3 separate regions of the Homo sapiens genome follow, and all the other regions are linked to region 1. The links are chromatin loops, found by intact Hi-C in ENCODE. Cell type or tissue: mammary epithelial cell. All regions are shown on one strand.

Region 1 (2,500 bases):
CCTCATTTCTACTAAATCAAACTCTCAGGTTCAGGCACTGTGGAAAACTCTCCAGATTCTAACACACACACACACAAAATGGAGAACCAATGACCTCTGACCCAGACTAAAGTGAATCTCTGTAGGAAAATCCCAGGGAGCCTGCCTGTTCAGCACTGCCCCTTGCCAGACTCTCAGCCATTCTTGACTATCTAGGGCAGCCTACCAAACTGGGGTCTTAAATTGGGCTATAGCACTGGGGCCTGCAGGCAAGGAGGAGCATTTCCCCTTCTTTTAGCATATTAAGTGGACTCATGAAAGCCTGCTCTGCCACTGAAAGAAGGAGGGGAAAGGTATTGGACTTATATCCTTGATAGAATTGTAGACTGAGTCACTATAATTTCTTTGAAGAGAATCACATAAAGAGATTAGCTGTCTAGTAGAGGAATTAGGTTTGTGTCTCTCCAGAGAGAAGGTCTAAGAGCAAATCAGTAAAGGCTATAGGAGATCAATTTATAAGGAGGAGCTTTTTTTTTTTTTTTTTTTTTCAACATAATCTCAGCTCACTGCAACATTGACCTCCCAGGCTCAAGTGATCCTCCCACCTCAACCTCCGGACTGGCTGGGACTACAAGCATGTGCCACCATGCCTGGCTAATTTTTGTGTCTTTTGTAGAGATGGGGGTTCGCCATGTTGCCCAGGCTGGTCTCGAACTCCTGACTTCAAGTAATCCAGCCACCTCAGCCTCCCAAAGTGCTAGGATTACAGGCATGAGCCACCACACCCAGCCCAGGAGGAGCTTTTTAACTCTACAATTGTCAGTTGTCAAAATTTTGAGATGGGCTACCTTGTGAGTTAGTGAGCTTGTCTTCACTGCAGGTATTTGAACACAGAGGAGCTTCACAAAAACTCTATAAAGACTCTCAAAGCAAATTAGCACTACTGAGTAATTAGTTAATCTGGATTTCAAAAGGAACTATTTTGCTTCAAGGGGAATTGAGCTCATAATCTGTATTTGTGATAGTCATAAACTTAGCCTAAGGCTGACAGATCCTTTAAGTCAAAGTCTCAAATCTGAATCTATCTAGAAAATTTCTATAGTGATTTTATTATCTCTATTAACACCTCTTTCCCCATCTGAACAGTCTTTATCACTGCCAGTAGGTGGACTGTGTGTTTCTGAGGCAGTGTGTATGTGAGACAACAGAGAAGTTTCTGGGCCTGTGCCCTTGGCTGGGCACACACGGAAGGAGATCTGTTACCAAGGGAATCTGAGAACTGTGAAAATGTGAACTATCTGATTTTACACAGCAGAGCTCAAATATGCAACCAGCTATCAATATTGGAGTGTATTCAGTTCTATCTACTGAATGATTTATTAGAAGGAAAGAAATCTTTTCTCTATTCATTTTGGTTCTTAATTGTAATGGGATGAATAAACACAAGTGCATCAAGGAGCTGACACTTTAGTGAAAAGAATGAAAACAGGCCCCATGCTGGGATGCCTGAGCTGTTCTAGACCAGCCATTCCCTCACTCTGACTGTGCTTGGTTCATCAGTGTGATCACAAAGATTAGATGATGATAGTTGGAAACTGAGACATTATTAAATAAAAAGTTATGTAGGGGAAATTTGAATTTGGCTGTTTGGGGTTTTTCTGTCTTTACAGAAATTTGGTCTAGCTGGAAAGACATGGGTTAGGTTCATGATTGCCGCCAGCCTTTGAAGCCAGGCACCGAAACCACACCTTCATTTCCCCTCTTGCAGGTCCCTCTGCTGTCTGGGTCCTTTCATTCTCCAGCTCACCTCTTCCAGGAAGAGGCTGGAAATGTTCATCAGTATCAAAGTTGCATTCACATGAGTTCAGAGTTGTGTGTGTGTTCTTAAAATTCCACTAACCATTAGAGCCAACTTTAATGTATCTTAAAATTGTCAATTTATGGTTTCAAACCCAACAGTATTGGATATTTAGGGACTTCCACAAAATATTATAATAAAATAATTCTCAGTTATAATCATCATCATTTAGAAAGAGGTCCCAAATAATAAAATGAAACTGAACACACTATGCATGTAAGAGTTAAGTCAAGGTCTGCTACAATGTAGGATTCTAGATTCTGTACAAGCGAGAAAATGCCTAAATGTATCCCCTTTAGACATTTTTAGTTTGTTTAAAGGAAAAAAAGGTAATATTTTCAGTGTGACTGTGTGATTTGTGTACTGAGGTCATGGCTGAGACTTGATACATAATTTCCAGTTTTGATAGAGAAGGAGGACACCCTTGTCTTAGTTAAAAAGAAAAAAGCTTTTATTAATGGGCCCTTGGGTTATCCATTGGTAAAGTCAAATTCCTATTTAGAAATGGCAAGACTTGAGGTCCTAAGGAGCTAATCTGCTCATATAATATCCCCTTGGGTGCACAATATCTCTGCAATTAGAGTTTTGCCGTCTGGGAGGAGCAAACTCAGTCTTACAGTAGGTGGTGGCTCACAGGTACCACTGGCTATGTGTAAACTATTC
Region 2 (2,500 bases), 63 kb before region 1:
CCTAAAAAGCATCCACAAGTTACATTATTTTATGATTGCTATTTAGCATCAAGTCACTGATAAAACTATTTAGCTCCCTGATCTCATTCTCTTATGTACTCAAAAACAACATTCTAACATAAACATCGTCTTTGGCATTCATCTCATATTGTGCCATGTTTCTTGAGTTATATGCCTGGAAGTATATCCTTTCCTAAACAAAATTGCACAAACAATAACAATGTTTATATATGCCTGAAGCAAAAATACACTAGACAGTTGGATTAAAATTTGCAGCACTCTTGTGAAGAGTATGTCATGGTATAACAATTGAGAACCTCTGGCTTAAATCAAACAAGTGTGTGTCCCTAGTTCAGAAGGCCAACTGAGTTTTCAGCATTCTACAAAGTTATGGTACTTCTGTGCTATAAGTTTTGTTCTGGTTGCTCCATCTCATGAAAGAGATGACCAACGAAAGTAACTAAGCATCTAAGTAAACTAAGTACTAAAGTAGTGAAGAGTGATAGTGTAGCTTTTCTATAGGAACACACTACAAAATGAGTAGCAAGTATTAGTAAAACATGTAAGCCAAAATGTAAATAAGATTTACACAGCTTAATGCATATAAGACCATATAGAATTATTATATATGAATATGGTGAAGGCATAAATCTTATGGTTTCACTATCTATTCCTTTGTGCCTGTTTACCATTGGAGGTGATCAATACTCTTTATTTTTTATTTTTTTAAGAGACAGGCTCTCCCTCCATCACCCAGGCTGGAGTTCAGTGGTGTGATCTTGGCTCATGGCAGCCTTGACCTTCTAGGCCCAAGCGATCCTCCAACCTCAGCTTCCCAAGTAGCTGGGACTGCAGTTGTTCGCCACAATGCCCAGTTATTTTTTAAAATTTTTGCAAATGTGGGGTTATGTTGCCCCGGCTGGTCTCAAAGGATCCCCTTGCCTCAGCCTCCCAAAATGCTGGGATTACAGGTGTGAGCCACTGCACTTGGCCAACACTCACCTTTAATAGATTGCCTCATAAACTTAACTATAAGTAGTGTCCATTTCTAGCCACAATATACTTTTAGATACTTTATTTTAGAAAAAAATCGTTGTAGGATGAAATCCTAAGTAAGCATGAACTCTACCTTGGCCAAATATTTATTCATTCAGCAAATATTAATTGGGTTCCTTTTATGTGCCTAGCACTGTTCAAGGTATAAAAACACAGGGGTGAATGGGATAGGCAAGATCCCTGCTCTCTAGAAGCCTACGTTCTTATGAGGTAGGATAAACAATAAATAAATAAATAAAAATTAGTACAAACAATTTCAGATAGACATAGTGCTATGAAGAAAATTTTTTAAACAGGTGATGTACTAGAGAGTGCTGAAGTGGAGAATGAAGAAGGAGGGATTGGATGGCTGTGTTAGATTGGGCAGTTCCTAGGAGGCATCCCTGAGAGGCTACTGTTTGAGCTGAGATGAATAACCAGAAGGAGTCAGCCCATGCAAGTCTGTGAAGGGCAATGGCATGTGACAGGCCAAATAACACCACAGTTAACATCACAGGCATTGGCGTCAAATCGCAGTTCTACCACTTACTAGCTACATCAATAATGAGACTAATGTCTACTTCAGAGTGTTGGCTACACAAGGAGATGAACTTGTGAAATATTTAGGGCAGTGCCTGAATATTATTATTATCATTAACCGGAGACCACATGTTCCAGAATATAGCTGTGCAAAGGCCCTAAGACAGGAAGGAATCTTGGGTGTTTGAGCATAGAAAAGGTGCCATGAGCCTGGAGCTTAGCTGAGTGCAAGGGAAAGTGGCCAGAGATAAGGTTAGAGAGGCAGACAGGGGACAGATGGGTAGGGCCTTGCAAATCAAGATAACTTTTGGATTTTATTTTAAGGGTGGTGAGAAGCTAATGGGGGTTTTTAAGAAAATGAGTGACATGGTCTGATTTGTATTTTCAAAAACTACTTTTGGCTGCAGAACAGAGAATGAGCATCAGATGGACTTGCAATTTGCTTTAGAGATAGACCTGAAAAGTCTTGCCAATGGGTTGGAATGTGGAGGGAGAAGGAGAGGCTGCATATGTTGCTGCTGCTTTGGCCTATGTGACTATATTTAGTATGATTCATAGAAACCACTGATGAGCAGTTCAATGGTTCATCTTTATTAGGCAACACATTAGTCTGAAAAGTGTTATATGAGGTGTTAAGAATAGTGCCTGCTGTAAATATACTTTCCTAGATAAGCCAGAGTCAGACTGAAGTTAATTAAGGATTAGCATCTTCTGTAAAACAATTATAACTATAACTCTTTTATTAGTTGCTTCAGGGATCAAATAATAAAGTGTAAATAAAATTATCAACTACTAAAACAACCTACTCTTGTTACAATTTAAAAAAACAAAAGATCACTCAGAGCATTAAAAAGCTAGAGTTGATTGAGAAACATGGGCAGGCAGGAAGAATGAGCATTGTTTGCTTGGCAGAGCAATTACACCC
Region 3 (2,500 bases), 46 kb after region 1:
CTCCCTTCATCCTTCCCCCACCCATCCCATTCACACCCCATCTTTTATTATATTCCAGCACCTCTGTGCTCCCCTAAATAGCACCGTGTCTAGGGTCTCCATGTCCGTCTTCCCACTGGACGCTGGGCTCTTGGAGGGCCAGTTGGCTCTTGTTCAACTCTGGATCCCCACATAGTAGGGATTCACCACACATGTACTAAGGGACTGAGGACTGAGGCAGACACATCGGCTCAGGGGTATCCGTGAACCAGCCCTGGTCAGCTGGGGCTGCCTGACTCTGCAGCCCTCGAGTCCCCTGAATGCACCCCTGGGAAGCAGCCCGCTGTCCGGCTCCTCCGTGCACAGGTCTCTAACCCAGAGAGAGGCCCACAGTGTCCACCGGAAGGACGAGGGGCAGGACGTGTGGGCAGGAGCCTCCCCTGTAGGAGGAAATGACCTGGATAATGAGGGTGACCACAGCCTCGTTCATGAAACCCCAGATACCCGACCTGGTCTCTGTCTTCAAAGCCAGAAGGAGGACGCTTTAGGGGAAACAAGGGAAGTCCCACGGGGAAATGGTCAGGCGGAGGGCGTTCCTGTTAACTGAATATTCTGATTAAGTGGGAGCCATAGCATGGGCTGGCAGGAAGCCCACCGCCCTTTGTGGGGCTGTCTTTGTGGGGTTTCTTTCGTAGAGCGATGAAGATTTGAACTATGTTGGCAGTTTCCAAGCTTTCCGGGTGTTTTTATTTTGGTTTTAGCAGAAGAAGTCCCTACTTCTTAAAGGAAAATCTCATGTAATATCCCATATGTAAAACCCCATCCCAAGGCCAGGAGTGGTGGCTCATGCCTGTAATCCCAGCACTTTGGGAGGCCAAGGCAGGTGGATCACTTGAGTCCAAGAGTTCGAGACCAGCCATGGGTAGCATGGTGAGACTCCATCTATACAAAAAGTAAATACAAAAATTAGCAGAGTGCAGTGTGTGTGTCTATAGTCCCAGCTACTCCGGAGGCTCAGGTGGGAGGATTGTCTGAGCCCAGGAGGCAGAGTTTGCTGAGATTGTGGCACTGCACTCCAGCCTGGGTGACAGAGCAATTCTCTGTCCCAAAGAACAATAAAAAAAAAACCCTTCCCAAAGTGGCTCTGAGTCACCTGCCAGCCCCACAGAGATCCTCAGAGCCTGGTTAGAAACTCCCAAGGTTTCTCTGAGGTCCTCCTGGCTGCCGTGATCTGCGATTCTGTAACTGACCCCACCTAATGGTGAGGCGCATCCCAGCTTTACAGGATGCCCTCAGGGCTCTGCAAGGTTGCCGGTGAGAGCTGTGACTCGGGCTATCCTCGAACATGCTGAGATGGAAAATTCTGGTCATCCGAGTATTCTGTTTATTTCTGTGGGTCCCTTGGTAAACAGGAATTTACAGTACCCAGCAAAGATAAACTTATGGAACTCATTACCCCAGAAAGGGTTACAGACCAGGGACATGAGCACACCCGGTCAGACCCTGCGGTGTTTGGATGACAGAGCCCTGAATGGAGACACCCCAGGTCTGGTCCCAGCCTGACAGCAGTGGCCACAGCCTCAGGAGAGCCACTGTCACAAGGCCGGAGCTCTGAAAAGACTCACAAGCATTTTCTCATCGCTTTGAGGTTTACCATGCATTCCTTTCCTTTTTTTACTGATTGAGGAACTGAGGCTCAGAGAGGTGGAGTCCCTTGCAAGTGGCTGAAGCCAGAGTTCTCAGCTTCACTATCAGGGGCTCCCATGCCATCCACTGAGTGACCAGAGCAAAGCTGGGCTTGCCCTTTTAACCTGGAAACTGGGGCTTTTCGATGGGAGCCCACCTTCCCGTGAACATGCGTGGGTTGAGTGACTGCCCTCAGGTCAGGATTGAATTAGACTCTGATAATAGAAAGATGGGCCAGGCACAGTGGCTCATGCCTATAACCCCCAGCCCTTGGAAGGCCAAGGCAAGAGGATCGCTTGAGACTAGGAGTTTGAGACCAGCCTGGGCAACAGAGCGAGACCCTGTCTCTAAAATAATTAGCCAGGCATGTGGCACATGCCTGTAGTCCCGATTGCTGGGGAAGCTGAGATGGGAGGATTGCTTGAGCCCAGGAGTTTGAGATTATAGTGAGCTATGATCATTGTACCACTGCACTCCAGCCTGGGTGACAGAGTAAGACTCTATCTCAAAAAGAAAAGAAAAATGGATAAAGACATAGCCCTTAGGACAAAGGGCCAAGAGTTAACTTTACCAGGCAGCTGGAGAGGGGGCAAAAGGAGGTTTTGCTGAGAAGGAAGTGTCCGGGCTGATCTGGAGGCTGCGTAATCAAGTAACAGATGGAGGCAGCAGGGAACAGCATTTCCTCATAGGGAACAGCCTGAGCTAAGTGGAAGAGGCATGAGGAAACATCCCAAAAGATTCCTCCAGCTAACTGCCAAGAGTACTGGTGGGTCATTACAGAATGATGAAGAAGGGAGGGCTGGTGTCCCAGGATCAATATCCCAGAGAAGGAATA

Evidence for each region. A loop is a pair of places that touch in the nucleus more often than their neighbours do. Peaks named below come from ENCODE experiments on the same cell type or tissue, not always from the same donor. Only the 100,000 strongest peaks of a DNase experiment are listed, where the experiment ranks them.
Region 2: a loop joins it to region 1, with 4 times the contacts of the local background. A loop is called at or near these places in 7 of 110 quality-filtered maps.
Region 3: a loop joins it to region 1, with 1.8 times the contacts of the local background. A loop is called at or near these places in 8 of 110 quality-filtered maps.

What each region holds. Positions count from the first base shown.
Region 1 is chr22:30,177,210-30,179,709 of GRCh38, forward strand. It overlaps a transcript of HORMAD2 not described here. Among named protein-coding and RNA genes, the nearest start is that of LIF-AS1, 61 kb to the right of the region's middle. In mammary epithelial cell, a CTCF peak has its summit at 1,184; no DNase peak of the experiment used is centred here.
Region 2 is chr22:30,114,415-30,116,914 of GRCh38, forward strand. All of the region lies in intron 7 of HORMAD2 (HORMA domain containing 2), which reads left to right. Among named protein-coding and RNA genes, the nearest start is that of HORMAD2, 35 kb to the left of the region's middle. In mammary epithelial cell, a CTCF peak has its summit at 1,513; a DNase peak (open chromatin) is centred at 2,127; H3K27ac peaks cover 880 bases.
Region 3 is chr22:30,223,062-30,225,561 of GRCh38, forward strand. No RefSeq gene overlaps it. Among named protein-coding and RNA genes, the nearest start is that of LIF-AS1, 15 kb to the right of the region's middle. RefSeq lists enhancers at 1-322, 323-822. In mammary epithelial cell, a CTCF peak has its summit at 1,225; a DNase peak (open chromatin) is centred at 1,240; H3K27ac peaks cover 1,716 bases.